2 separate regions of the Homo sapiens genome follow, and region 2 is linked to region 1. The links are chromatin loops, found by intact Hi-C in ENCODE. Cell type or tissue: CD4-positive, alpha-beta T cell. All regions are shown on one strand. Each heading gives the region's core, and the rest is flanking DNA. Links, peaks and the distances in the headings are about the cores only.

Region 1 (16,146 bases), core at 3,127-11,126:
GCTGTCAGCCCTTGCCTGCTCTCGGCGCCCCCTCTGGCCGTGCTTGAGGAGCCCTTCAGCCCGCCGCTGCACTGTGGGAGCCCCTCTCTGGGCTGGCCGAGGCCGGAGCCGGCTCCCTCTGCTTGCGGGGAGATGTGGAGGGAAAGCCGTGGGTGGGAACTGGGGCTGCACACAACGCTCGCGGGCCAGGAGTTCTGGGTAGGCCAGGAGTTCTGGGTAGGTGTGGGCTCGGCGGGCCCCACACTTGGAGCGGCCGGCCCCTGGGCAGTGAGGGGCTTAGCACTCCAGCCAGCAGCTGCGGAGGGTGCGCTGGGTTCCCTAGCAGTGTCAGCCTGCCAGCGCTGCGCTCCAATTCTCACCAGGCCTCAGCTGCCTCCCCGTGGGGCAAGGCTCGGGACCTGCAGCCCACCATGCCGGAGCCTCCCCCAGATGCCGTGGGCTCCAGCGCAGCCCAAGCCTCCCCAACGAGCACCGCCCCCTGCTCCGCGGCGCCCAATCCCATTGACTACCCAAGGGCTCAGGAGTGCGGGCGCACAGCGCGGGACTGGCAGGCAGCTCCGCCTGCGGCCCCAGTGCGGGATCCACTAGGTGAAGCCAGCTGGACTCCTGAGTCTAGTGGGCACTTGGAGAACCTTTATGTCTAGCTAAGGGATTGTAAATACACCAATCAGCACTCTGTGTCTAGCTCAAGGTTTGCAAATGCACCAGTCAGTGCTCTGTGTCTAGCTGATCTAGTGGGGACTTGGAGAACTTTTGCGTCTAGCTCAGGGATTGTAAATGCACCAATCAGCACCCTGTCAAAATGGACCAATCAGCTCTCTGTAAAATTGACCAATCAACAGGATGTGGGTGGGGCCAGATAAGAGAATAAAAGCAGATGCCTGAGCCAGCAGTGGCAACCTGCTCAGGTCCCCTCCCACAGTGTGGAAGCTTTGTTCTTTCACTCTTTGCAATAAATCTTGCTGCTGCTCACTCTTCGGGTCCGCGCTGCCTTTATGAGCTGTAACACCAGGAAGGTCTGCAGCTTCACTCCTGAGGCCAGCGAGACCACGAACCCACCGGGAGGAATGAACAACTCCAGACCGGAGGAACGAACAACTCCAGACGCGCCGCCTTAAGAGCTGTTACACTCACCGCGAAGGTCTGCAGCTTCACTCCTGAAGCCAGTGAGACCACGAACCTACCAGAATGAAGAAACTCTGAACACGTACGAACATCAGAAGGAACAAACTTCGGACACACCATCTTTAAGAACTGTAACACTCACCGCAAGGGTCTGTGGCTTCATTCTTGAAGTCTGTGAGACCAAGAACCCACCAATTTCGGACACAGCATCACTGGAGACAGCAGATGCTGACAGTCATGAAGCCTCATGGGGTGGAGTCATATTAGAAAATTCAGCACAATCCAGGACTGATTCACTGTCTGGCCTGAGGTTTTTCAGGTCCAACCTCCAGATTTTCTTAGAGCCAAAGATGATTACTTTCTAAGTGTGGGGTTAATGAACCCACAGCAACATGTGAACGGAATAACATAGGGAGAATGCTTTTGTTCCATCTATGCAAGCTACTCCTCTCTTTGGGGTCTTCTGACTGGGCCACAGGGTCAGAGGTGGACCTCCCATACTGCCTCCCTGCACCCACCTACCTCCCCCACCATGGCTCACTGGACCACATAAAGATGTGAGACCTATGCTGAGAAGATGCTTCTCCCCTAGGGTTTTAAAATTGGGGCTGAGGAGCTGACAGGCGGGCTCCAGATGGAGCTGGATCTGTGTGTTGCATGCTGTGGACGACACAACAGAGCTGGAGTGCAGAAAGGTGAGGATGGAGCTGAGAGAAGCAGGGACAACACACAGAGACAGAGTCCTTCAACTTCCTGTGCTTTTCTATTTTTGATTCTTAGGTTTTCTCTGAAGATCCTGGATTTTGGGGAGGACTTCAGTATCCTGATAACATCCTCCCCAAGTTTGTTTTGTTCCTAGAAGCCAAAGATTCCCAGTTGAATACCATCCTTTCCCCATTACCAAGCTAATACCCAGCTGTGCTACGGGAGCCCACACTGGGGGCAGAGGGAAGCAGACCCAGGGTGGGTGGGTCGGGGAAGGCTACGTGGAGGGCACCAGCCCTCAACTGAATACCTCCCCAGTTACTAGACCTCCCATCCCTGCAGCTTCAGTGTGCCTTCCCTGCCAAACTGTGCCTCACTGAACCCGATTTTTCTTGGCTTGCATGCGGAATACTCTGCTTCAGCTGGCATTTTTTATGTCTATGTGTTCAAACATGCATATAGTCAATTTTTCCTATTTTCAGCTGCAGACATTTATTAAGTCAAGATATAACAGTCAAATTCCTAGAGTTATGAGAGTGCTCTGCCCTCCATCCCCTCCCCATGGATAAGCTCGTCATCTTCGAGATGGGATTTTTAGCATAGCTTGAGCCTACATTTCAAATAAAAGTTAAATATTATACAGAGGTGGGAGAAAATGATTATGTAGAGTAATATTAGTTTTCTGACAGAACTGGTAGGATTTGGAATAATTTCTCCCATAAACATCCAAGTACAATTTCTTGAGGGTAAAGAAGAGTCCAACTTAGTAATGGTTATTTTATTTTCAATTGTCATGCTTGATTTTTTCCTAAAACTTGCACTGATGCTTTAACAGTGCATAAATCTAGCTGTTTACATATTTATTTTTTAAAATCAACATTGAGATATACTCCTAAACTATGATGATGTTCCAGGGGAAAACAATTAGAATAGATATATTTAGTTTTTAAGATTTTTGTATAGAGGACTGCACCCCCTCCCTGCCGCCCAACAAAAAAAAAAGGCTTTTTCTTTCAGGATTAATAAGAAATGAAACATTTAATTGTCTGTGGTCCATGTCAACAATGTTGCTAATATATTTCATTTTTTACCCTCCATGGCTTAGCAAAGGCAAACACACACACACACACACACACAGTTGAAAAATAAAATAAAGAGACTCAAGAATCCAAATCATACTTCCTTACTTGGTATCTAGATATATAAAGCAAGAAGAATGTTTCCTACTTTGTTTGAAGCAAATAAAACAAAAGGTGAATGCTTTTACTGATTTATTTCTGGGGTGATCCAACGAGAAAGCAATTTTCTGAGGAGTCCTCATTTGGCTCAGTTCTGCCCTTTAAACCATAAGCCCCAGTATGGCCAGTTCAGTATCCTCTGGTGTTCTTCTCTTCTCTCTCAGTTCTTGTGGAGGAAGTGATCACATCTAGGGGTGACCTGGTTACAAGGTGAAAGGAGGCCTCCTAGCTGGGCTCTGAGTGAGGGAATGATGTGTGCACAGGTAATGATCAACAACTAGCACTCTTTGGGGCTTTGCAGGATGCCATTGTGAGCTTCAGGGTGCTCCTATTCCCAAAGTTTACAGGTGAAACAGCTTTACTTTCCCAGAAAATTATAATAAAAAGTACAATTTTAAAATCCTACTTCTCATGCGTAAAGCCAGTGGTTCTCAAATGCTAGCATAAATCAAAATCACCTGCAAGACTTGTTGAAACATAAATTCCTGGGCCCTACCCTCAGAATTTCTGATTCAAGAGGTTTGGGGTGGAACTTGAGAATGTGTACTTCTACCAAGTTTCCAAGTGATGCTGTTTCTGGTCAAGGGACATTTTGAGAATAACTGCCTTAAACAAAGAAGTCTGAAGGGTGGGCACAAGCTATCTGGGAGATGATACTGAGAGGTGAAGCCGGCTGAGCTTCTGGGTCGGGTGCGGACTTGGAGAACTTTTCTGTCTAGTTAAAGGATTGTAAACACACCAATTAGCACTCTGTGTCTAGCTAAAGGTTTGTAAGCGCGCCAATCAGCACTCTGTAAAAACGCACCAATCAGCGCTCTGTGTCTAAAGGTTTGTAAACACACCAGTCAGCACTCTGTGTCTAGCTAAAGGTTTGTAAATGCACCAATCAGCACTCTGTAATAACACACCAATCAGCACTCTGTAAAATGGATCAATCAGCTCTCTGTAAAATGGGCCAATCAGCACTCTGTAAAATGGACCAATCAGCAGGACGTGGGCGGGGCCAAATAAGGGAATAAAATCTGGCCACCAGAGCCAGCAGAGGCAACCCGCTTGGGTTCCCTTCCATGCTGTGGAAGCTTTGTTCTTTCGCTCTTCACAATAAATCTTGCTGCTGCTCAGTCTTTGGGTCTGCACTACCTTCATGACCTGTAACACTGCAAAGGTCTGCAGATTCACTCCTCAAGTCAGCGAGGCCATGAACCCACTGGAAGGAAGAAACTAAGGACTCATCTGAACATCTGAAGGAACAAACTCCGGACACACCATCTTTAAGAACTGTAACACTCACCGTGAGGGTCTATGGCTTCATTCTTGAAGTCAGTGAGACCAAGAAACCACCTGAAGGAACCAATTCCGGACACAATACAAGCTTTCTGTTAATAGTATAGAAATCTATTTAACAGTTATTTATCATGCACCAGGTACATGGTACGTACAGGGAATGTCATGGTTTGCAAAAAAAAAACAAGGTCCCTCCTCTTCCTCTCCCACAAACCTGAAATAAAATTACTGTTCCAGGAAGAAGCACCAAGTTCAAGATGAAGCTTTCTGTATCTCCAACACAAACTGCATGCCCCATGAGGAAATGTACAGTCCCCTAAATGAAACAATGTCAAGTCTCCGTGATTGCCAGTGAAAGAATCGAAGCAAACGTCTGAGCCTGCTCTCAAGACTGAGATTACAACTAGAAAATGATGAAGTACCCAAAACATATAAGGAGCACACTATGACAAGCATATGATTGGCATGAGGGCTAAATGCAAGGGAACTGTGGGAAAGATAGGCACAGTGCCTAGCAGAGCAAATATTGGTTCCTCTTCTGCTTTCTTACCTATCTGTATATTAAAAGGGAGGCCAGTAAGGTTGTCTATGCTGGGCCTTCAAGGAGGCTGCCAGCTGCTTCTTACCTTGTATACACTCAGGACCCAAGGGTATGTTATCTCAGCAGCCCTGAGCATTTAAACTCATAAAATTATAAAAGGATGGTATGAAGCTAGTGGTACTGAAACTTTATCATGAATCAGAAGTATGTGGAGGGCTTTGTAAAAACACAGATTCCTAGACTCCCACCTTCAGAGTAAGCAGTAGGTCTGATAGGGCCTAAAAATTTAAAATTTCTAATAAGTTCCCAGATGATGTGAATGATGCTGGTCCATAGACCATACTTTGGGAATCATTCATTAAACTTATTGTTTTTTGTTTTGAGATGCAGTTGCACTCTGTTGCCTACGCTGGAGTCCAGTGGCACAATCTCAGCTCACTGTAACCTCCACATACTGGGTTCAAGCGATCTTCCTGCCTCAGCCTCTCAAGTGGCTGGGATTATAGGCATACACCACTACATCTGACTAATTTTTGTATTTTTAATAGAGACAGGATTTCACCATGTTGACCAGGCTGGTCTTGAACTCCTGACCTCAAGTGATCGGGCCCGCCTTGGCCTCCCAAAGTGCTGGGATTACAGGCATGAGCCACTGTGCCCGGCCAAGCTTATTGCTTAAGCCATTCTTTCCTTGCTATTAACTAGAACACTATCTCTGTAATTAATTTTTTTTGAGACAGGGTCTTGCTCTGTTGCCCAGGCTGGAGTGCAGTGACATGATCATGGCTAACTGCAGCCTCAACCTCCCAGGCTCAAGCAATCCTCCCACCTCAGTCTCCTGAGCAGCTGGAACACAGGTGTGCATCACCATTCCTGGCTTTTTTTTTTTTTTTTTCCCTGTAGAGACAGGGTCTTGCTATGTTGCCCAAGCTGGTCTCAAACTCCTGGGCTCAAATGATCCTCCCAGCTCAGTCTCCCAAAGTGCTGGAATTACAGGCAAGAGCCACTGTGCCTGGCCTCTGTAATCTATTATATAAAACAGAAGTCTCATGAAGTACTAAGAATAGTGGCTTTTGTCACCAACTGCGTGACTGACCTCAGGCAAATACTGTACTAACTTTCTCTGTGCTTTAACTTTACAGATATAAGTGGAGCTTATCTCCAAATTATACAAATCTCACTGAAGGTTATTACTATGCAGTTTTAAGGACATTACCAAGTATCAGCTGCTGCCTTGTCTTTGAGAATATTGTTCACTGCTTTAATTGAAATATGTCAGAACATTTAAGACAAGTACCCTAGACTCCTCATTTGCCAAGCAAGATGGGAGAAGCCCAGGATCTTTTTCTGTTTTTGTTTTTTTAAACATAAAGCCTAGCAAATGTTAGCCTTCTCAAAATTCAGAATAACCTGAGAAGATGCTTTTGATATGTAAAATGACTTCAAGTTCCCCTGTGGGCATAAAGACAAGGCAAACACAGGTTTCAACTTAAAAAATATATACACTTAAAAAAAGAAAAAATATTTTTTTTCTTTTTTTTTTTTTTTTGAGACGGAGTCTCACTCTGTCACCTAAGTTGGAGTGCAGTGGTGCAATCTCGGCTCACTGCAACCTCCCACCTCGCAGGGTCAGCGATTCTCCTGCCTCAACCTCCCAAGTAGCTGGGACCACAGGCACGTGCCACCATGCCTGGCTAATTTTTGTATTTTTAGTAGAGATGGGGTTTCATTGTGTTGGCCGGGCTGGTCTTGAACTCCTCACCTCAGGATCCACCCGCCTCAGCCTCCCAAAGTGCTGGGATTACAGGCATAAGCCACCACGCGCGGCTGAGAAAGAATATTTTCAAACATTACAAATAAAAAGGCTTCCTCCCTGTTGAGAACAGAGTGGTACAGCTGCTCATTTCAATATTAACAATCATATAAATGACATACTTCAATTTAAGGTGGAAAAGCAGGAAGTGAGGCTCATTTTCCCAGAGCACCCCATACTTCAATTTAAGGTGGAAAAGCAGGAAGTGAGGCTCATTTTCCCAGAGCACCCCAGTCAACTAGGTCAAGCATTAAAATATGCCAAAGGAATGTTCCCTCGAGCCTCATTCATTATCAGAGTGCAGGCTCTGGTATTTCAGTAAAGACCGCTGGGGCCCTGCCCACTCAACATCCTCATGATCCTTAGCCTTTATGGAATGTTACAGGTACAGAGCTTCGGCCCCCTTTCCTAAGGGAAGAGTGGGTGCGAGCTGCGCTTTTCAAACATGTGCGGCAGAGAACAAAGGCCACATGATGTTAGTGATGCATCAGTGATTTCTACTTCTACAGGACAAGACTCCTTCCAGTACAATAAAGACAAATCCAGGTTACCCTGGCAAACTTCTTGGAAGCACAGAGCTGCGGCGGATGGGCACAGCCCATTAATCTCCTGGTTGGCTCCTCCAAGCAACTCTCAGCTTTCTACTCTAAACCTCTAATTAAAGCTAAATGCAATTACAAAACAAAAAGTGCCCTGTTCATCTACAGTCCACCCAGTCTAACAGAAAACCTTTCAGAAGTGTGTATGAATCTTGTAAATGTAGGAAAACTGACCTTCTGACATCAGTCACTCTCAGCACAATGAAGTAATTCCTGTCTTTTCACTCAGGATTTCGAAAGCAAACCATCAATCAATGGGTGAGGTGGGGGTGGGAGTGTTGAGCTAGAAAACGTCAACCATTTTAACATTTTCTTTAAGATAAAAATAAAATGCCCGCGACTTACTTAATCCCTGCTATCCTCACCACCTTTTCTCACTGATACCGACTTATATTACTTCTGGCTTTAAAAAAAAAATCCTTGACCGGGCGCGGTGGCTCATGCCTGTAATCCCAGCACTTTGGGAGGCCGAGGAGGGCGGATCACGAGGTCAAGAGATCGAGACCATCCTGGCTAACACGGTGAAACCCTATTTCTACTAAAAATACAAAAAAATTAGCCACGCGTGGTGGCGGGCACCTGTAGTCCCAGCTACTCGGGAAGCTGAGGCAAGAGAATGGCGTGAACCCAGGAGGTGGAGCTTGCAGTGAGCCAAGATTGCGCCACTGCACTCCAGCCTGGGTGACAGAGCGAGACTCTGTCTCAAAAAAATAATAATAATAATAATAAATCCTCATTTTTATTTATTAGATAAGTTTAGTGACAAGTGAAATCAAGTTGTTCCTCTAGCTCCTCCACATTTACAAATTATACTTTATTCTCTGATTATAGAGACTGTCCTTTGGTAATGACATCAACTCACGCAGCACTTGACTGACTGCAGCAGCATATCAGCATCATGAATACTCCAAGTCAGACTCTCTTCCATATCTGCCAGTAATTACAATTTACACCAGCTCAAATATTTTCTCACAAAGCATGCCAGAAGAAAAGAGAACTTTTGGTTAAACCTCAACTTTATTGTATTAGGACATACATTGTGATAATAGTAATGAGACTGCAAAGTATGAAAAGGCAAGTCCTAAATGGATCACTTGATCCAATCTTACCTTTTTCTAGCCCAAAAAGAAATTTTATTTCAGAAATTTTTAATATAAAGATGGAAATGTGGGAAGACCGTTATGCCAGAAACAGCGATGTTTTAACTCATGAGTTAAAACATGTTCTGATGCAAAAAATGCACTGACTTTAGAAATTTCTGCTTAACACACATGTCCTTCAAAAAAGCAAAAGTAGGGCTGGACATGGTGGCTTATGTCCATATTGTAATCCCAGTGCTTTGGGAGGCCATGGCAGGAGGATTGCCTGAGGCCAGGAATTCAAGACCAGCCTGGGCAACATATCGAGACCCTGTCTCTACAAAAAAAATTTTTTTTTTTTGAGATGGAGTCTCGCTCTGTCACTCATGCTGGAGTGCAGTGGAGCGATCTCGGCTCACTGCAAGCTCCACCTCCCAGGTTCACGCCAGTCTCCTGTCTCAGCTTCCCGAGTAGCTGGGACTACAGGAACCCACTACCACGCCCAGCTAATTTTTTTCTATTTTTTAGTAGAGACGGGGTTTCACTGTGTTAGCCAGGATGGTCTCGATCTCTTGACCTCATGATCCGAAATAGCTGGGTATGGCAGCACAAGCAAGTAGTCCTAGCTGTTCAAGAGGCTGAGGCAGGAGGATGCCTTGAGCCCAGGAGTTTAAGGCTGTAGTGAACTACAATTTCTCCACTGCACTCAAGCCTGGGAAAAGAGCAAGACCCTGTCTCTTAGAAAAAAAAAAAAAAAAAAAATCACTGTTTATTACAACCATAAGTTAAGAGTTGTATTAGTGGAGGGAAAACATTGACTTTCCATTTTTAATTTGTTTTAAACTGAAATGCCCTAAAAAAGGAAAATAAGCATCTCCTCCCAGCAACCTCCAAAGTTGGACGGCAGAAAAAGATGCCCAACCACAAAGTTCCGAGTTGTTCTGCACCTACACCCACAAGTAACCTGGGAATACTATCACCTGGTGAACTTGGGACTTGATTTATGAGACATGAAGCTAAAGTACAAACTCAGAGTCCTTACCAAATACATAAGAATTTTCCTATAAACCCATATTTTTCTCTCTCTGAATAATCTATGTGCTGCCTTTTAAACAAAATGAATTCTTTAACTTTTCTGATAAATGACAGAACATACCTTGCTCCATGTGTCTGCTTCTCAGCTGAGACTCTATAGTCCAACTGTATTTCTGGCATTCATTCAAAAAAGCCAAACTGTTAAGTCTCTAAATGTAAATTTATATGAGATTAAAAAGTGCCTGGGAATGAGACAGTTATCTTAGTCACGTTTTTCTTTTTAAAAAACGTTTTTAAAATTTTTTTTTTTTTTATTTAGAAGTGAAGCATAGCTGTTTCCTTGCCTACTACAAAGAAAAAAGTAATCTACCTTGTTAAATAACATGTGACTTCCTTGGCTAAATCTTAACAAGCAATACATTCCTGACTAAGGCTTTTTATTTTATTATTTTTCCAGTGTAGGTGTTGAGAATTTTCATTAAAAAGGGCTCCAACACTGGAACAAATCCATTAACACGTGTTGCCAAAGGAACACTCTGTAACTTCTGCATTATCATACCCTCTAGCAATTGTCAACAATCTCTCTGGCAAAGGCTTCCTCTGGTTTATACATAACTGTATCGAGTATTTCTGTTTGCCTTGCTAACAATGCCTTTTCTTGCAGAGAAGACATATGACACCACCATGTCACACAAAACACCCCACAGTGGAGCTGGTTTTCGATGGAGTGCTGGAACCATCAAGGGGCTAGGTCCCCAAGGAGATGGGCACTCTCTCATACCACAACAGAGGTGCAAACTGGTCCCATTTTTACAAGAAATCAATTTGACAAAATGTATCAAGGATCTTTAGAGTAGTTTTTTAAAAATATATATGTTTGTAACTCCTGACCCAAACATTTCACCTCTAATAATATACAGTAAGAAAATGATGTTCAAAAAAATTCCACACAGATTTCAGCACAAATATATTCACTGCCCATTATAATAGCAAAAAGTCAAAAACTTACATTATTATTAAAATAGTATGCAGAGATTAAGCATGTTTAGAAAGTCTCATGAAAAACTAAGCCAACGGGTCTTAAATGACTTTACTAAATTCACATGAAAAGCAACATAATTTAGGCATTATCTAATTAGCATGCATATTTCCTAAAAACTTACAAAAACTACAAATTTTCAAAGGCTTGGTATAGATGACAATTAGTGTAAGTTACTGGAGGCAAGTGGTGTTAAAAAGGAGAATAAGTCTCCAATGCTCAGTTTCCATAATCGAATGAAGCAGCATGCACTCACATTTTATCAACAGCATTTAGAAAATTATTTCTGCCTTTTATGCTGATGAAAGATCCTCTAACAGATTAACTTTCTGGTAAGAGTACCTCAGAGACAGGGTCTAGGTCACAGATTAGGCTTCTAGGGACCTGTGTCTAGATTTCTGTTTATACGGCGAGCTGTACACCCAGCTGGGCCCACTGGACAACAGTGCAGCCATCAGTGCAACTGCCAGCAAACCTCTCTTATCTCAACACTGTTAACTATGCTCAAAAAGCAAGTCAAGGCTTTCTATTCGGGGCTTACTAAGGACATCAAATTTTCATTGTGACGAAAATACAGCTACGGATTTAAAATTTTAAGTCTACATTATCTCCACAAAAACATTTTGTCCCCAAATGTACACACACAATCATACTAGGCCAAAGAATAATACATTCTCCAAAGTAGCAATGAGAGAGCACTCTCCAAGCACAGATTAAAACAAAGCCATCACAGAAACAACAGACATCTAAACAAACAAAAAACCCAATACAAGGAGAAAAAAACTATTCTATTCTCCTAAATAATTGTTTTAAAAAACATAAATCCTAATACGAGACTGTGTTGAAAGTAATGAAAAGGCCTGGGGTGGGGAAGGTGTATAATGAATGAAAACAGAAACCTTACAACGTATCAAGTGTTACGGAATCTGATGAAGGTTGAGAACAGAGAAAAATGTAAGCCCTAAATAATTAACATAAGTGAACTACATATTGAAATGAGAAAAAAAAAACACCCAATCTGTTTGAAAAATGATTACAAAATACTTCACTAATAATGAATGCATTAATAGAAAAAATAGAAGTGAAATTCAAAAGCTTCCTTGAAAAGCCAACCAGAGAAGTAAACTTCTGGTAAGTCTAGATGAAAGAAAAGTGAACACAATTAGAATATACGTATTGTCTCAGTCAATTTTCTGTTGCTTATAACAGAATACCTGAAACTGGGTAATTTATACAGAAAAGGTATTTATTTCTTACAGGTACAAAGGCTGAGAAGTCCAAAGTCTAGGGCTGCATCTGGTGAGGGCCTTCTTGCTGGTGGGGACTTGACAGAGTCTGGAGGCAGCACAGGGAATCACATGGTGAGGCGGCCGAGTGTGCTAGCTCAGGTCCCTTCCTCTTCTTAAAAGCCACCAGCCCTACTCCCCTGATAACCCATTAATCCATTAATCCATGAATGGATTAATCCATTCATGAGGGCAGAGCCACCTCTTAAAGGCCCCACCTCTCAATATTGCCACATTGGGGGTTAAGTTTCAACATGAGATTCACATGGGACATTCAAACCTTAGCAAGCACTATAACATACTGAGGGACCATAAATAGGAGACGAACATATAGAGATAGGAAGCTATGTTTTTTGAGACAAAGTTGATAAAACAGAGGGGAGGCAGGAAGAAAGGAAGGCAGGTGGGCAGGACTGGGTCAGGCAGCTGGATACAGTAGTGTGTCAGGCAGATACTGAGAAGATACCTCTGCACTAACAGCCTCCCAATGCCCCACAGTGGAGCTGGTCCCCAGCTGAACCTCTACAGGTGGGTAGAAGAGCACCAGAGCCATTCCTCCCTCCCCAGGAGCTCTGTCTACAGTGAGCTACATACTCAAATATACCCCGATGAGTGTGGAAATCGATCCCATTTTTAAAAGATATAAATTTGGCAAAACATATTAAGGGTTTTTTAAGTGGTCATGATCTTTTAAAATGTGACTTCTGACCTGTAATTTTGCTTCTAATCATACACATACTAAGGAAATAATGTTTTTAAAAAATCAACCTTGGCCAGGCATGGTGGCTCACACCTGTAATCCCAGTGCTTTGGGAGGTTAAGGTGGGAGGCCAGGAGTTCGAGATCAGCCTGGGCAACATATTGAGATTTTGTCTCTACAAAAAAATTTTAGAAAATTAGGCAGGCATGGTGATGCACACCTGTAGTCCTAGCTATTCAGCAGGCTGAGGCGGGATGATAGCTTGAGCCCAGGAGTTTGAGGTTAAAGCATGCCATGACTGCACCACTGCACTCCAACCTGGGCAACAGAGTGACGATCATGCCACTGCACTCCAGCCTGGGTCACAGAGCAAGTCTCTGCCTCTATGGGAGAGACAGGAAAAAAACCCCACAGACTTACACATAAATACATCCACTGCCTCACTACTGTAAAAATTTCAGAAACTTAATAATTTGTTAAATTATGATACATATCTTAAACATGTTTATGAAGATTAAGGAAATGCTTACTTTATAAAGTTAGGTTGAAAACTGGGTATGATGTTGAAGATTTTAAACAAAAATATAAAAATGAATGGAAGGGACTATATCAACATTTGAATATTTTTGCCTTTGGTGTAAAAAATCTTGAGAAGTTGATTTTTAACATGCATTATAGATAAGGTAGTGGTTATAACCACATCAAGATAAATGTAAACTATTCTCACACAGGATCACTCTCTACCTCATACTTCACTCATCTGTGAATTTAGTCAAATTAACTCTTGAGCTTTGTTTTCTTCTCTGTAAAATGAAGATAATCATAGCTACCTGATATGGGCACAAAGAAAAAAAAAAACCAACAATGCCAAGCGTTGAACTTTGGCACTCTCTCTTTGGAAGACTGTAAGTTTTGTCCATGCTGGTGACTTTGGAGCCAGTTTTAAAAATTAACTCTAAATTCAATACCACTGGGCCTCTTAAAGTTATAAAACATCTGCAAACTTCTATACTGCAAGAACGTACTCAAATGAGAGACTCTAATTCTGATAAGCTCGGGCATCTCCCTGGGTAACCAATAAATTTTAAAATGGGCCAACACTGCACCAAAGTTCCATGAGGAAGGGACTTATCAAGAAGTGCTGCCTTTCAGAGGAAAACATTCTCATGGATGACTTGGTTTCACATTTCCAAACATGTTTCATTTATATGGCACATTCAAACTAAGAAATGCTGCAAAAGTTCTCTTTGCTGGCTCCAATCAATGCAGAAGGTACTTAGAAGAGGGAAGTGAAACTGCTTTTGCAAAACTGTGACAGTAAGAGATATCTGACCCTTGCTTCTAACCTCCAAGTTGTCCTTCGTCATTCCTGGGCATGGGCAAAGCTAACTTCGGGGAAAATTTAGTTTATAGTTTAACTTTAAAGCAAGAATGAGAATAGCACTTTCCAAAACTAAATCAACTTTGTAAAGCTAATGAAACACCACAAGGTTAGGGTTATGAGAAGGGCCTGAATTCTGCTAAGATGTAGGCATAGAAGGCAATCCTAAGCAAAAAGAACAAAGCTGGAGGCATTACACTACCCAACTTCAAACTACACTACTGGGCTACAATAACCAAAACAGCATGGCACTGGTACAAAACCAGACACACAGACCAAGGGAACAGACGAGAGAACCCAGAAATAAGGCCGCATACCTACAACTATCTGATCTTTGACAAACCTGACAAAAACAAGCAATGGGGAAAGGACTCCCTGTTGAATAAATGGTGCTGTGATAACTGGCTAGCCATGTGCAGAAAATTGAAACTGGACCCCTTCCTTACATCATATACAAAAATCAACTCAAGAAGGATTAAAAACTTAAATGTAATACTCAAAAACCTGGATGATAACCTAAGCAATACCATTCCGGACATAGGAATGGGCAAAGATTTCGTGACGAGAATGTCAAAAGGAATTCCAACAAAAGCAAAAATTGACAAATGGGATCTAATTAAACTAAAAGGCTTCTGCACAGCAAAAGAAACTATCAACAAAGTAAACAGACAACCTACAGAATGGGAGAAAATTTTGGCAAACTATCCATCTGACAAAAGTCTAATATCCAGCACCTACACGGAACTTAAATTTATAAGAAAAAAACAACTCCATTAAAAAGTAGGCAAAGGCATGAACAGACACCTTTCAAAAGAAGACACACATGCGGCCAACAAGTATGTGGAAAAAAAGCTCAACATTACCGATCATTAGAGAAACGCAAATAACAACCACAAGGAGATACCATCTCGCACCTGTCAGAATGGCTATTATCAAGAAATCAAAACATAACAGGTGCTGGCGAGGTTGCAGAGAAAAAGGAACATTTACACAGTATTGGTGGAAGTATAAATTAGTTCAACCACTGTGGAAGACAATGTGATGAGTCTTCAAAGTTCTAAAAATATAACTCCCATTCCACCCAGAAATCCCATTACTGGGTGTACACCAAAAGAAATATAAATCATTCTATCATAAAGATGCATGCACACATATGCTCACTGCAGCACTATTCACAATAGCAAAGACATGGAATCAACCTAAACGCCCATCAGTGGTACAGTGGATAAAGAAAATGTGGAACATATACACCATGAAATACTATGCAGCCATAAAAAAGAATAAGATCATGTCCTTTGCATGGATAGCTGGAAGCCATCACCCACAGCAAACTAACGCAGGAACAGAAAACCAAATACTACACGTTGTCACTTATAAATGGGAGCTAAATGATGAGAACACATGGGCACATAGAGGACAACAACAGACACTGCAGCCTAATGGAGGGTGGAGGTTGGGGAGGAAGCAGAGGGTGAAGAAAAATAACTATGTATTATTAACTTAACACCTGGGTGATGAAACAATCTGTACAACAAACCCCCATGACACGAGTTTACCCATATTAACAAACCTGCACATGCACCCCTGAACCTAAAATAAAAGTTTTGTTAAAAGCGTAGGTATAAATGATAACCAGCCATTGTTCTGGAAGTCACAAGATTTGTAACTTCCCCAATTACTGTGGTAAATAGCATCACTCTTGCGGAACCTAAGATTGGCCTTTTGAGATGTCTTTTCAGACTGCTGCATTTTTGACGACTGGCTGACTCCACCTGGACCTGCGACTCATGACTCAACTGGTCCTATGGCCCCTAACCCAGAGGCAGACTCAGCAAATGAGGGCTGTTTTCCACACTCCTATGATGGCATCCCCAGCCAATCAGCAACATCCATTCTATAGTCCCCTGTCCACCGAACTATCCTTGAAAAACCTCAACCCCCAAAACTTCAGGGAGATTAATTTGAGTGATAACTCCATCTCCCATGCGGCTAGCCACCTCTTCGTCAATTAAACTCTTTCTTTACTGCAATACCATGGTCTCAGTGAACTGGAAGACCCTTTTGGGTGACTACACAAGTTATGCTCTGCAGAAGACATCCTTAAACTACTGTCTGCACAAGGTAGAATGGGAGCAAACATGAAACCATTCTTTAGGGTTGACTTTCCCATTGCAAGAACTATGGCTTAAGTCTTAAAGATGAAGCTGCTACCATTTTTCTCTTTAGCAGTAACTAGTCAGGGAGTTGAATGGGTGGGAAAGATCTTAACAGGAATAGATGTTCTCCAGCTCTCTGATTAATTTAAATTGCTGAAAGTTTAC
Region 2 (16,146 bases), core at 2,951-10,950, 58 kb after region 1:
CTGGCTTAATTCCCATGAGCTGTCAGCACCAAGGGAGGAGTAATGAAGTGAAAACCAGGGTAGGTCAGAGGCTGGTGGTCAGGAGAGCACAGGCAGGCACACATTGCTAAGCTTAAGGAGTGCATTAGAGTTTACAGAATTCTATGAGATACCAAAGTCACTCATCAGAAAATACCAACTTAAAAACCCAAAAGTCAGCATGAAGTCCCTTCCAGATCTGTCCCTGCAGAAGTAACCATTATGGTCTTTGCCTTCTGCCAGTTCAACCCCACTGTGGGTCCCAGGCCTGGAGAACAAACCCTGGGGTACACCAGGACCCCCTTCCTCATGAGCAAAAGGGCTCAAAAAGAATGCCTTTCTCCAAGTCTCAGCACTGAGACAGAGTACTGAGTACCCCCAGTATGCCACAGAGCATATGCTCTGCTTGTGAAAACCATGAAAGAGACGGAGTGAGCACAGAAAGGAGCGTTAGGAGTGCTATCCAGCTGTGTGTATGTGCACTCCCCCACACAGAGTCCTCTTAAAACTTTCAACTGCATGAAGGAACCACGATATATGTATCTGTACCCAACCTTGGTCCAAAAACACTTGCGGCATCTTTCAAAACTAGATGTAACTATATTTACCTTTAATTTAAAAATAAATAAATTCAGCAAAAGGGAAAACAGAATCGTAAAATGAGACCTAAATTAGTAAATAACCATCATGAAATTCTCCATTTCTTTTTAACAGTGGGATATAAATTTGGTCAAAGCAATGAGGAAATCACAATCTCTTACAATATTTACATTATTCAACAAATCAAACATTTTCCCAAGAAATGTGCCAACATTTTCTAATACCAAGGCCTACAGCAACTTTTCTAACAGTTCTCCAAAAAAGGGCCACTGAGAGAGGCAAAAGGGATCACCATGTATGAGCTGCCTGTGGCTGTTTCTTAAACTCTTCTCTATTTCTAAATAATGGAAGCTGAAGACATAGTAGACGTTCATTCAATAAAAGAATCTGAGCCAGGCACAGTGGCTCATGCCTGTAATCCCAGCACTTTGGCAGGCTGAGGTGGGTGGATCTCCTGAGGTCAGGAGTTCGAGACCAGCCTGGCCACCATGGTGAAACCCCATCTCTACCAATAATACAAAAATCAGCCACGCGTGGTGGCGCACACCTGTAATCCCCAGCTACTCGGGAGGCTGAGGCAGGAGAATCGCTTGAACCCAGAAGGCAGAGGTTAAAGTGACCCAAGATCACACCATTGCACTCCAGCCTGGGTGACGAGCAAAACTCTGTCTCCAAAAAAAAAAAAAAAAAAAGAATCTGGAGGGAAAAGAAAGTAGAGAATTCCAAGTGCCCAGTGTTTGATGAAATTTCATGAATGAACACCATCTCCCAAAAACAAGTTTTCACTAAGAGCTGGAAGCAGGTTAAGAGCTCAGGAAGAACCCCAAGTGCAGCAGTCTGACACCAGCTGAGGCTTGGTGCACCTACTTTTTAAAAGTCAACCAAGCAGAAGAGACTTCAGCTTTCTCATAAAAATTACAGAAGCTACCTAAGACTCTTGCCTAAGTAGATGGCCCCCACACCTCATAAAAAGGAGTGTGAGGGTGAACATGCAGAAATGGCCAAGATCCCCCACAAAAAGAATCTCAACATGTAGATGGTGAATAACCAATTGAGGCACAAACGTTCTGTTCCTCACAGCAATGTATGACTTTATTTTGTCATCTTGCTTCAAAGAATTCCGATTTCATATCTTTTATATAAGACAGAAATTTCCTAGTAAGAACATCAGCAACAGTTCATCAGTTTCATTTTTGAAAGAAAAATACCAAGACAGACTGATGAGGCCTTAATAAATTTTATTTCTGTCAAAAGGCCCCATCTCTACCCTTCTCTTGACAGTAGCATCCACTGTTAATTGGCTGCCAAAACCATATTAAATCAGGCAATTAAACAAAAATCATCTGACCAATAGGATACTAACAATGCATGCAAAATCAAGATATAAAAGTCAAGAGAGGAAGAAGTGTAACTTCTTGATTAAAATACAGATCTGGAGCCATGGGAAACAACTAATGGAAAGTTACCAAGTTGTTGGTACAGCTCTCCAATTCATAAAAGATTAATCAGTCCTGTCCAAAAACTAGACCCTGTTTTCCATATCTAGGCAGATTTCTGAGGCATAATCTTTTCAAAATAAAACCCAAAGTGCAGATTTAACCAATTCTAAAAACTATTTCTGAATCAGAACACAGGCCATTAAATTTTTTGAGTTAAATATAGTCTTCCATTATGTTAGATTATATTGTTTTCAATTATTCGCTAACCTCCCTGAAAGAGGATTATATCCCCCATTGTCACGTGACTTATAGCATCTCCAGATGGAAGAATTAACCACACTTCTCTACCACATTGCTGGCAGGCCTGGCCATATGACTTTCTTCAGCCAAGTGAAGGCGAGTAGAAGTGACACACAAGCAGAAGTGTTAATAACTATGAATGAACTGGTCACTTCCTTTTTAATTTTTATTTATTTTTTTGAGACAGGGTCTCACTCTACCAAGCAGGCTGGAGTGCAGTGGTATGATCACAGCTCACTACAGCCTTAACCTCCCCAGGCTGAGGTGATCCTCCCACCTCCACCTCCCAGGTAGCCGGGACTACAGGGGCGTGCTACCACACACGGCTAATTTTTGTATTTTTTGTAGAGATGGGGTTTTGCCATGTTGCCCAGACTAGTCTTGAATTCCTGGGCTCAAGCGATCTATCCACCTCAGCCTCCCAAAGTGCTGGGATTACAGGTGTGAGCCACCGCACCCGGCTATGGTCATTTCTTTTCTTACCCTCTGCCATAAGTATGTCCCAGAGTGGAGTGGCTCATTAAGTCTAGAAATTAAAATGTATTGTTTTAAGTCACTGAGCATAACTAGACTAATATGAGTAATGAAACCACTTCATTTTTAAAGCTGTTTTAATGATCAATGGAATGGAATGAATGATCATTAAGTTTTTGCCTTATAAATGCATGCTTTAAGGGGAGGAGAAAAATCTAAATGACTTGTTTGTCTGACCTTTAGAAGACCTTATTGAGAACAATAGTAGGTTCAAAGACGACAAGGCTCAACAGCTCACCATTCCAAAGGCATGTAATTAATCTCTAACTGATGGAGGATAAAACAAGGATCGAGGTTATAAACTTAACTGGCATACCAGTCTCCTGGCAAAATAAGGAAATGTAATTGTCTGGGATTTTATGAGAGGTCGAAATCATTCCAAAAAGTCCAGGTTCTTCTTTAGCTTTTCAGTATTAGGCTCTGCATGGAAATCTTACCAAGATCTGAGGATGTGAATAGTTTCACAAATGATTGCTTAAAAAAGAACTTAATGAAAATCACTAGACCTCTCAAACTTTTCTCTAGAAGCCAAAGAAAAACAATACCCAAAGTTAAGACTCCTCTCATAGCTACTCCTATGAAAATATACAAGAATTAAAAACTTAATTTCTGAAGGAAAAATATTCAACACCACCTTTTGCAAATTTGTGGCAGATCCTGAGAAGTTGGAAGTTCAGAGAAACTCAGAACACTTACTAAGTTAAGGCTGACAGATCTTGATATCCAGAGGCTGTCGTGAGAGCGGGCTTTGGGGGAAAAGACACAATTATAAGGTGCCTAGTAAAAGTTGAAAGACACTGGGCGCAGTGTCTCATGCCTATAATCCCAGCACTTTGGGAGGCCGAGGCAGGCAGATCACCTGAGGTTGGGAGTTTGAGACCAGCCTGACCAACATGGAGAAACCCCGTTTCTATTAAACATACAAAATTAGTCAGGCCTGGTGGTGCATGCCTGTAATCCCAGCTACTCGGGAGGCTGAGGCAGAAGAATCACTGGAACCTGGAAGGGGGAGTTTGCGGTGAGCCGAGATCATGCCATTGCACTCCAGCCTGGGCAACAAGAGCGAAACTCTGTCTCAAAACAAAAAAAAAAAAATTTAAAGACAATGCTAAGAAACTCCATATAGGCTTCATGGAGTTGTGGTTTCCTACAAGACTTGGGTCCCTGAGCCTGCCTCTACCCTTTACTTCCTGCCAGAGTTCCACCTCTCTTGTTCACTGTATGTCATACAGGGTCACCGCCCTTTCTCCGCTCCTCTAGCCTAAAGTAAACAAGGTGGCTCTTTGAGGACTTTTCCTAGGGAGTTTTATAGTCAGGAAATACTACATCCTAGGTCTTCCTTCATCTTCCTCCCAGCTCCTCCTCTTTACACACTTAAACACCACGGAATGACAATATCAATATTTCTTTCCAAACACAAAGAAGCAAAGAAAACATACACCTCGCAGGAAATAGTAGAGTTTCGATTCTAGAACCCATGCTCCGAACCCCTCCCCTACATCGAATCAGATCCCCTTGAAGTGTCTGGCCGAAAAGTATAGGTAAAAAGCCAGGAAGAAACGGTAAAGTAAAAACTGCCCTGGGCCACTGGGGGTCAAGGAGGGAGAAGGGGAGGCTCGGGATGACACAACCCAGCCTGGGAGCGGAGCTTAAATACAGACTTCAACATGTGAACAACCGCTTTAAGCCAGGACTCAAATCAGATGGGCCTCAACAGGTAAGCACAGTTATCTGGTCAAACTGGATGTGAGGTCAGAGGTTTACAACACTTCTTTTGAAAAGTTCCCAAGAAAATGATTCACAAACTATATAAACTTCAAGCCCCTTTAGCAGTGTTTCCTCCTTTTGCTATCAAAGTTGACAGAGCAGGAAAGAGTGACACTTTTTTCCACAGTACTAAGGCTACTTTATCAGATCATTTGGGGATGGCTAAGAACCCTCAAGGTTGGCCGGGCAAGGTGGCTCATGCCTGTAATCCCAGCACTCTGGAAGGCTGAGGCAGGTGGATCACTTGAGGTCAGGAGTTCAAGACCAGCCCGGCCAATAATGTGAAACTCCATCTCTACTAAAAATACAAAAATTAGCGAGGCATGGTGGGGGACTCCGTAATTCCAGCTACTTGGGAGGCTGAGGCGGGAGAACTACTTGAACCTGGGAGGCGGAGGGTCCAGTGAGCCGAGATCACGCCACTTTACTCCAACCTGGGTGACAGAGCGAGACTCTGTCTCAAAAAAAAAAAAAAAAAAGAATCCTCAAGGTCTTATTACTCGTTCTTAACCTCAAAAGGTGACCCACCGGCACACCCTTCCCTACAACAGGCAGAATTGAGCCCAGACATATTATCCCCACTCTTTCTCAGGAAGAGATGCTTACCTTCTCTAGAAAGTGTGAAAAAGCTCTATAGGCACATAGGATTTCACTAAAGGAAAAAAAAGGCTTCCCTATTTTCCCATGAATATCCTAACAGTAGGCTTTTGTTTCCTCAGGTTGGCTAAAATAAACCTAAAAAAGAAACAAAAAGAAACAGTGTTCTTTATTAGCCTAAAAACTAATCGAAACCGTCCCGACAAAACACAGCTTGCAGCCGGGCCGCAGTGGCTCACGCCTGTGATCCTAGCACTTTGGAAGGCCGAGGCAGGCAGATCATGAGGCCAGGAAATCGAGACCATCCTGGCCAACATGGTGAAACCCTGTCTCTACTCAAACTACAAAAATTAGCTAGGCATGGTGGTGCATGCCTGTACTCCCAACTACTTGGGAGGCTGAGGCAGGAGAACTGCTTGAACCGTCGGAAGTTGCAGTAGCTGAGATCACGCCACTGCACTCCAGCCTGGGTGACAGAGCGAGACTCCGTCTCAAAACAAAAACAAAAACAAACACAAACAGCTTGCTGAATTTTGGAAGGATAACTAATAGCTCCCTCGTGGCTCTGAGCCCACCAAAAAACACAAGACGGATGTGTGTGTGTGTGTGTGTGTGTGTGTGTAGAGGGTGATGAAGAATAGAAACCACACTCAGATGCACACCTGGCAGGGCATCTGGGGCCAAACCTCATTAGGACAAATTTCTTCGTAACCCAAGTGTTCAAACTTACACTGATGGAGGCATGAAATTCCTAATCACCTGAAGGACAGGTACCCCCCAGCGGGCTGCTAAGCCACTATAATGATAACTAGTGAATCAATAGCTTCATGCAGATCTGACAGCCTTAGTATGCTACTGATAAAATGATCCATATTCATTCAACAAGTATTTTTGAATGCCTATGAAGTATAACCTAGTAACTCCCCTCCCACCTGGGCCCATCATAAAAGGCCTTGCTATTCCTCAAGCCAGTGTCTCTGCACTGCACTTCGCACCCACATTTCTGTCATTCCCAGCATTATGAACAATTTTCAGATCCCACTCTACAGCCAAAACCGCTCCCCTTCCCTCCCCACTGACTCTAATAAAGACCCACCAGAAAGAACATCACTAAGTTCACATGATCTCATTTGGGAGCTAGCCCTGAATTCCCTAAACTTCAAAAAAGGAAAAATAATATACAACTTTCATCAGCAGTTATTTGAATCGCTTCTCCCAACTGTTTCATGCCAGAGCTGAGAAACTGTGATGAATTAAGCAATCTTCAATCATGTCTCTCAACCACCTTTTCTTGATAGGAATTCAGCAAACTTTCCTCCTACTCCTGAAGTATAACTCCAAAAGGAGTTAAAAGTTTGGTGTCTCTGGAGGCAGAGAAATCTTATTCTGCCTCCAAGGTCAAAAGCCTGAATTCTCCAAAAACCCTTTAGATAATCTGACCCAGGACATAGTCTTGCCACCAAGAGGCCAAACAACACCTGTAAGTACCTTACAGATATTTAAGACCACCTTGTGTCTGTCCCCTGATCAGCAATACACCAATAATATTTAAGGGAAGATGGAATATATGCACAGAAGTACAAAGCTAGATGACAGCTGCATGTTGGATTCCTAAAGAGGCATACAGGTCTTAAAAAGAAACAACTGAGAGGATAAAATAGGTGCCCAGAATAAAAGCTAAAGGAAGAAATCTCAAAATGTCAACAGGAAATAAATCAAAACGAACTCAAACACATCAAACCACACGTGAGGTTTCCTTGAAACTATGCATTTCATTTGCTAAGAAGTGACAAGAACTTAACAGCACTGCCATCGAAGCCTCACAATATATAGCTTATCCCTACGTTAACAATTCCCCTTTTTAAAACCCTTTAAAAAATGGTGCATCAGGATCTCAAGTTTTCTTTTACATTTATGTGGAAATTTAATTCCTGGAAACTATAGAACATGATTCAAATTCTCCTATAAAAATGTCAAAGTGAAAGGCAAAAATAAATAGACTGAGTTAACAAATTAGAAAAGTTGAAAGAGTAATACAGTATGAGCAGTTTCATCCTTTAAATACCTTAATTCTCAGAACTAGTAGAGTTATCCATAAACTTCTGTTCTTTAAATTTTTATTAGAAGTAAATTCCTTGAAATACATCTCTCATAAAACTAAAACAAAAAAACACAATAAATGTGTAGAGAAACAGAAAAGCTAGAGTGGTTAAAGAACTGATACAATGTCTCTAGATGAATTCTTTAACTGGCTTTTTTTTCTTTTTTTTTTTTTTGAGAAGGAGTCTTGCTCTTTCACCCAGGCTGGAGGGCAGTGGCACGATCTCGGCTCACTGCAAGCTCCGCCTCCTGGGTTCACGCCATTCTCCTGCCTCAGCCTCCCGAGTAGCTGGGACTACAGGCTCCCGCCACCACGCCTGGCTAATCTTTTGTATTTTTTTAGTAGAGATAGGGTTTCACTGTGTTAGCCAGGATGGTCTTGATCTCCTGACCTCATGATCCACCCGCCTCTGCCTCCCAAAGTGCTGGGATTACAGGCGTGAGCCACTGCACCCGGTCAAACTGGCTTTGTTTTTCTACTTTGCTATGCAATAAAATAAAAAGTATGAACCCTTTTTGAGGTGTTCATCTTCATTAGTCATCTAGGGAATCAATAACACACGTTTACCAGATTAGCTAAAATAAGACAACAGACAATAACAAGCACTGTGGTGCAACTGAAACTCATACACCACTGCTGGGAATACCGCTTGATAAAACCACTCTGACGGTACCTACTCCAGTTGAACTGCATGGCCCAAAAATTGCACTCCTAGATATATATCTAACTTAAATGTGTACCTATATTCACCAGAAAATACATACAAAATCATTCATGACAGTACTGTTCATACTGGTCCAAAACTAGAAACCTAACGTTCATGGACAACAGGATGAACAGCAGTATATTCACATGATGGAACACTATACAGCAATGAGCATGAACCCATAACCACATACAACATGGATCAATCTCACAAATATAACATGGAGAGAAGCTAGACACGAAAGAGTACATGCTCTGTGATCTCAGGTACATAAAGTTCAAAAACTGACTAAATTGATCTATGATATTAGAAGTAAGGATACCCTCGGGGCAAGAGTTGTGACTAGAAGGGGATATGACACCAAGATGGTCAGATTGGTCTGTGGCTCCATTTGGGTAAAGGAGATGAGGGAGTATTTGGCAGAAAAGTGAGCTGAACCATCTCATAACAGGGATAATCCCATCCCCTAAAAAGGGCTACCCTGAAGCTATTATTTTTAGAGGAAAAAGCAGCTCTATTGAGATGAATAGGAAGGAAGGAAGGAAGGGAGGGACGGAGGGAGGAAGGAAGGAAGGGAGGGAGGGAGGGAGGAAGGGAGGGAGGGAGAGAGGGAGGGAGGAAGGGAGGGAGAGAGGAAGGGAGGGAGAGAGGAAGGGAGGGAGAGAGGAAGGGAGGGAGGGAGGGAGAGAGAGAGGGAGGAAGAGAGGGAGGGAGTAAGAGAAGGAGGGAAGGAGAGGAGGAGGACAGAAAAGAGAAAAGGTGAATACAGTATTTATGTTTCATTTCAACTTTTGTTCGAGACGGAGTCTCGCTCTGTCACCCAGGCTGGAATGCAGCGGCGTGATTTTGACTCACTGCAACCTCCACCTCCTGGGTTCAAGCAATTCTCCTGCCACAGCCTCCCAAGTAGCTGGGACTACAGGTGTGCACCAGCAAGCCCAGCTAATTTTTGTATTTTTAGTAGAGATGGGGTTTTGCCATGTTGGCTATGGCTGGTCTTGAACTCCTGACCTCAAGTGATCTGCCTGCCTCGGCCTCCCAAAGTATCTACTTTTGTTCTAATTGCTTTTGTTCTATTTTTTCCCAAGGTCAAAGGGTGAACCAGTCAGAATTAACAACAGAAATCTGAAAAAATTTAGCCAAAAATATTATGCAGATATCAAACACAAATTTACATTCTTGCCACTAACCAAGTCAAATTTTATTAGTAAGACAAATATCAAAAGAGGTTATATCTGCAATATACAATGAATGCAAACCAACAAGACTAGAGGTTCTTATATGTTTCTTGGATGATAATTATAAAAAGGGATTAGTTATGTGTTCTGAGAGTTAAACTAAGCCCCATTGCTCAATTGTATTAACTAAATGAATCCAAAAAAAGAAAAAACCCAAAACACCTCCAACAGAGTTACAGGGCTCCTGACACTCTGTTTCCAATTAACTGATTGCTTTGGTAATGAAAAAAGCAAGAGAGCACTTATTTCTGACAGCACATCCACATACAAACACTCAACTCAACCATGTGTCTGTAATAAGATTCTTCATTGGTGAAAATATCATTTGCTTCCAGCATTCATAATTTAAATGCTAAGTGTAGGGAAGAAAAAGGCAAACAGGTATCTGAGTTTAAAAGCCAAAGAGAAAAAATAAAAAGTGTCAAATTATGCCACCTGCTAGGCTCACAAAGAGGACACACTCATAGGCAATTCCCATTTTTAGTGGCTGGAGTGTTTTAACAAGAGCCTCATTGTCAAGCCTCAACCATTTGAAGCTGCTTTTCTGCCATGTCCCTCCCCAACACCATACCCTTCAACAAACCTGAGTTTTCCATATCTCTACGGCCTGGTAAAGAATGGACTGCTTTATTTTAAATCAGAAAGGTAACCAAAAGAAGACAACTAAAAATAATAAGGCAAAAATAATAAGATATCTAATAAAAACCAGGAGGCAGAGAGAAGAGGAAAGAGAGGTGTGAGGGAATATAAATTCCACTTCTTCCTTAGCAGGAAGTTAACAGACACTGTCAAATTTATGAACTCAAGCATAGACTGGCAGTATATTTTATACTGCAAATTCTTTGACACTCCCATCAAGTGGCAGGTCGATGTCCCCTCTGCTTGAGCCTGAGCAAGTTTTGTGCTACAACCAATAGTTTGGCAAAAGGGAAGTTATTAACTTCTGATAATATGTCATAAAAGGCCATGAAGCTTCCAACTGGTTTACCCAAGGTGCTCGTAGCAGGGTATGATGGTTAATTTTATGTGTTGACTTGGAGGATGTTTTTGGATGAGATTCACATTTAAATCAGGTAACTATGGGTAAAAGAGACTGCCCTCCATAATGTGGGTGGGCCTCATGCAAACAACTAAAGGTATGAACTAAACAAAAAGACCGGCCTCCCTGAGCTGGAGGGAATTCTCCAGCAGACCTCCTTCAGTCTTCTTCTAGACTCTCCTTGTCTCCATCTGTTGGCCCACAATGCAGTATTTAGGACTAGCCCGCCTCCAAACTGAATAAGTCAATTCCTTGTTTTAAAAATCTTGTGTGTGTGTATATACATACACACACACACACACACACTATTGGTTATGTTTCTCTGGAGAGCCCTTAGTAACACATGAGGGAAGCCTGCTGCCACACAAGTTCAACTACCTGGAGCCACCATGCTGAAGTCACCATGAAGACATGTAGTTGCCATGAAGACAAATGAAGTCAACATGTGTAGGTGCTCTGCTCAACAGTCATTGCTGAGCCCAGCATTCCAGCTACTCCCACTAAGGCAATAGTCATGGGAGCAAAGCCTTTTTGGAGCCAGTGGACCAGCACATCCACCAGCTGGGTACCAGGGAATGACCTCAGTCAACACCGAAAGCAGCAGAATCACCCAGCCCAGCCCTGCCTGAATCCCTGACCCACAGAATCCAAAACACCATAAAACAAATTTTTGAGCCACTAAATTTTGGGGGGTAATTTGCTAAAATAACCACTAGAAGAACTAAAAACAGAAACAGCAGTTATCACACCTAAACCAAGACTGTAGCTGAGTTGGGACCAGACAAGAATGATGAGTTTTGTTTTTATTTTAAACCCTTTGTTGTTTATATTATTTACACTATGTGTGAGTATTAGAAATTCTATAATTCAGAAATTCAAAAATTAAGGGAATAACAGCAAACATGTATAAAACTTACTGTATACCAACCACCCTTCTAAGTGTTCTTGAGTCTGGACAGGTGACTGCCTCAACCAACAGAGTTGGTTTTAACTCATTCAATCCTCACAAGTACCCAATAAAGGAGATGCTTTTATTATCCCTGTTTATAGATGGGAAATTGACACACAGAGAGGTTTAGTAACTGTGCCAAAGGTCACACAGCAAGCAACAGATCCTAGATTAAAAGTAGCCAGCCTGGGCCTACACCTACAATATTTCCACAGAGATCACCAGGCTGGCTCAGCAGTCACAAGTCACAGGAAGAAAGGTACAATCTCAAATTGCCATTCACCTGGGTCTCCAAGCCTATGACTGACCATGGTATTATGTGTCAAGCACTGCCACCTTTTACTTTTTCAAAACCTATTGCCTAAATGCAGTGCCCTTTACTCTAATTCCCACCCATACACATTTTTCAAGGCCAAATCCCCCTAAATATCACCCAGATCTCTCTACTCAGCATTAATTTCTCCATCCCTTTCCTTTCCAGAGTGAACCTTTTGTATCGATATTGAGTATTTCTAACATTTTGCCTATTAATACAATTTTGCATCATTATACATTCATTCCCTATGAACTCTTAGCTTTCTAGTCTCTGATTTCCCCCACCAGGGCCTTGCACATAATACAAATTTAAGTACTGTTTACTAAAGTTAAGTGATATTGGCTTATTCTGAATGAAGGCTGGTCTAGCAGCCTTCATCTTAGAGAAATTATCACTGAATTTTACCTGAGGGGAAAGGAGTTAAGATCTATAATTAGGCAAAAAAGCAGCCTACTGCATTCTAATCTCTGGCAGGTGTTTACCATTAAACCCCATGATGCTGACTTGAATGTACCAAACAGCTTTCTCCCAAAATCCTCCAAGTACTTTTTTCGGCCTATATATTAGTTCATTTATTTTCGGTATCTTCCAGAAAAAGAATAGTAAGGAAGCCAGCATCACCAACCCCACTGTCCAGTGGTCAACCGGGGCTCTCCCTATGCACCGCTGATCTCTCTCCTTGAGAAGGCTCAGTGTCTCTTTAGTGATGTCTGCTCCCTAGCCAATTTCTAGAGACTCCTTAAAGCTGAGCTCAAGTCTTACTTTTGGGGGAAGCAGCTCCTAATCATCTAGACAAGAAAGACTTCTCCCTCAGAACTTAAACAAGCACTGCATTTGTAGAATGAACACTCCTTGGTCATGTGTAAGAATTTTGCCTAACTGGTATTTTTAATTATTAGATATAATTTCTGGACAATCAACTACTTAATGGTATGATCCTTCTTATATCCTTTCAAGCTCTTGGCTCAATACCTTTGTAAACAGGACCATATAAAGAAAATTAATCAGTGATACCTAAATGAAATTGCCACAAAGGTTCAATTTATGCTATTTTTAAAGAAGTTATCATGGTCAACCTCACCATTATTTTCAGAATTGCAATTTAACCCAATGAGACACCCTTTTGCAGGTAACATATTAGCAATTTAAAGATTTCTTAGACTGGGTGCAGTGGCTCACACCTGTAATCCCAGCACTTTTAGGAGGGCAAGGAGGGAGGATTGTTTGAGGCCAGGAGTTTGAGACCCGCCTGGACAACCTAGCAAGACCCCATCTCTACAACTAAAAAAAAAAAAAAGGAAAAATTAGCTGAGTGCAGTGGCACATGCCTGTAGTCCCAGCTACTCGGGAGGCAGGCTGAGGCGGGAGGATTGCTTGGGCCCAGCAGTTCACGGTTACAGCGAGCTCTGATCCTGTCACTGCACTCCAGCCTGGGTGACACAATGATATCCTGTCTCAAAAAAATAAAAAAGATTTCTTTAATCAATTCCATATTAGGTTCAAGGATAACTCTGCAGGCAGCAGTTTAACAAAGATCCCAAGCCACATAAACAAAAATCTCAAATTTATGAAATACCCAAGAGGGAGGTAAAAACTATATGCACAAAGATGATTTCCACAACGGTATGTACTAGTAAAACACCAGAAATTAACACACATTTCTAATAAGAGGATTATTAAATGAAAGCATATCCTTAGGCATATGCAGGGATTAAAAAGTCAGAGACTGAAGCAATATTAAGATACTGTGTTAAGAAACAAAATACAAAATTGAATATTAGAATTGTGACTTCATAAAAACATGAACAGACATGGAAAAGCACTGGAAGTGAAGACAACAAATAATTAGTCTGCTAGGATGGGGTAAATATAGGTCATATTGGGCCAGTGGCTCACGCCTGTAATCACAGCACTTTGGGAGGCCGAGGTGGGTGGATCACGAGGTCAGGAGATGGAGACCATCCCGGCCAACATGGTGAAACCCCGTGTCTACTAAAAGTACAAAAATTAGCTGGGCGTGGTGGCGTGTGCCTGTAGTTCCAGCTAATCGGGAGGCTGAGGCAGGAGAATTGCTTGAACTCAGGAGGCAGAGGTTCCAGTGAGTCAAGATCGCGCCACTGCACTCATCCTGGTGACAGAGCAAGACTCCGCCTCCAAAAAAAAAATAATAAATAGGTCATATTTTGTCCATTTGCCAAACTCTGCAGATCTACTGCTCTTCCAATTTAAAAAGGACACAACAGAACTCTCTCACACTACGGGTAGAAGTATAAACTCTACAACCACTTCAGAAATCCGCATGACTGTACCTCTAAACTGAATCCTAGTTTGGAACTGGGAAATTCTACTTCTGAATAGAATTTGTACAAATGTACACATTTGTATTGGATATTGTGTATCAAGACGTGTACTAGAATTAGAATGTTCATAGTCACACTACTTACCATGTAAGAAACTGGAAACTATGTAAATGCCCCTCAAACCTAAAAATTGATAAATTGTAGTCATACAATTGAATATTACACAGCAGTGAAAATAACTGAACTACAGCCACAAGCAACAACACAGCTGAATCTCACAAATATAATGTTGAGAAAGAAACCAGGATACTAAAAGCTATATACCGTGTGAGTCTGTGTAGAGCATGAAAACAGATAAAACTAATCCACAGTTGGCACAACGGTTACTCTTCGGGAGGGGCAGTGATTGGACAAGAGTATAGGGGCACTTCTGCAATGCTGGCAATATTTTGGTTCTTTCCGTGAGTACTTGTTATATGTTTATGTTCACTTTGTGACAATTTGTGAAGATGTACTCTTAAGATGTATAGCTACAGGCTGGGCACAGTGGCTCACGCCTGTAATGCCAGCACTTTGGGAGGCCAAGGCAGGCGGATCACCTGAGGTCGGGAGTTCGAGACCAGCCTGACCAACATGGAGAAACCCCGTTTCTACTAAACATACAAAATTAGCCGGGCATGGTGGCAGATGCCTGCAATCCCAGCTACTCAGGAGGCTGAGGCAGAGAATCGCTTGAACCCGGGAGGCAGAGGTTGCAGTGAGCTGAGATCACCCCAATGCACTCCAGCCTGGGCAACAAGAAAGAAACTCCATCTCAAAAAAAAAAAAAAAAAAAAAAAAAAAAAAAAAAGGCTGAGCAGGGTGTCTCACACCTGTAATCCCAACACTTTGGGAGGCAGAGGCGGATGGATAACCTGACGTCACGAGTTCAAGACCAGCCTGGCCAACATGGTAAAACCCCCGTCTCTAACAAAAATACAAAAATTAGCCAAGTGTGGGGGCGCATGCCTGTAATCCCTCAGCACTTTGGGAGGCTGAGGTGGGCGGATCACAAGGTCAGGAGTTGGAGACCAGCCTGACCAACACGGTGAAACCCCGTCTCTACTAAAAATACAAAAACTGGCATGGTGGCTCACACCTGTAATCCTGACACTTTGAGAGGCCGAGGTGGGCACATCACGATGTCAAGAGATTGAGACCATCCTGGCCAACATAGTGAAACCCTGTCTCTACTAAAAATACAAAAATTAGCTGGGTGTGGTGACACGGTGCCTGTAGTCCCAGCTACTCGGGAGGCTGAGGCACGAGAATCGCTTGAACCCAGGAGGCGGAGGTTGCAGTGAGCTGAGATCGCGCCACTGCACTCCAGCCTGGCAACAGATCGAGACTCCATCTCAAAAAAAAAAAAAAAAAAATTAGCCGGGCATGGTGGCAGGTGCCTGTAATCCCAGCTACTTGGGAGGCTGAGGCAGGAGAATCGCTTAAACCTGGGAGGCGGAGGTTGCAGTGAGCTGATACTGTGACATTGCACTGTAGCCTGGCTGACAAGAGCAAAACTCCGTCGGCAGGGCTGGGGGTGTGGGATATGTATACCTATGGTACAGCTCATCTTGTTTTGAGAGAGGATATTGCTCGGTCATCTAGGCTGGAGTGCAGTGGCATGATCATAGTTCACTGCAGCCTCAAACTCCTGGGCTAAAGCAATCCTCCTGCCTCAGCCTCCCAAGTAGCTGGGACTACAGGTGCATGTGCCACCATATCCGGTTATTTTTTATTTTTTTTGTAGAGACGGAGTCTCGCTATGTCAATGTTCTAAATTACCAAAAAAAAAAAAAAAAGATGGCATAAGCTGTCACCCATGCAACAGGCCTAAAACTTCCCGAAACACTTGAAAACAAGTTGACTTTTCTTATTGAAGGGTGAGTGAGAAGTGTAGTGGATGTTGCATAATTTGGATAGCTTCAACTCTCCTTACTAAAAATGATTTTTAAAACATGCACACATTATCCAACAAAAAGCCCGAGTGAAGTGTCCAACTTTTCACAGACCCACTCTGCTCTTTCAGAATCTGCTCACCCTATAGTTATTCCATCTCAACAGTCCTCAGCTCCCACAAGCACTGCCCCTTTCGGCCATTATCCCATTCCTCTTCCCAGTTCCTTGCACTGCCCCCAACTAGATCCTTTTCCATCCTCCTCCTCCCACTTGGGATAAAAAGTTAATGTATGCACACATTAACTCA

The links. Hi-C counts contacts between places; a loop is a spot of excess contacts. Peaks named below come from ENCODE experiments on the same cell type or tissue, not always from the same donor. Only the 100,000 strongest peaks of a DNase experiment are listed, where the experiment ranks them.
Region 2: it touches region 1 in a loop (4-fold over the local background); 4 of 110 quality-filtered maps call a loop at or near these places.

What each region holds. Positions count from the first base shown.
Region 1 is chr9:565,151-581,296 of GRCh38, reverse strand. All of the region lies in intron 1 of KANK1 (KN motif and ankyrin repeat domains 1), which reads right to left. Among named protein-coding and RNA genes, the nearest start is that of KANK1, 69 kb to the right of the region's middle. RefSeq lists an enhancer at 6,027-6,866. In CD4-positive, alpha-beta T cell, for the core only: no CTCF peak of the experiment used is centred there; no DNase peak of the experiment used is centred there.
Region 2 is chr9:506,730-522,875 of GRCh38, reverse strand. The region is part of intron 1 of KANK1 (KN motif and ankyrin repeat domains 1); the gene reads right to left. Among named protein-coding and RNA genes, the nearest start is that of KANK1, 10 kb to the right of the region's middle. In CD4-positive, alpha-beta T cell, for the core only: no CTCF peak of the experiment used is centred there; DNase peaks (open chromatin) are centred at 4,095 and 7,005.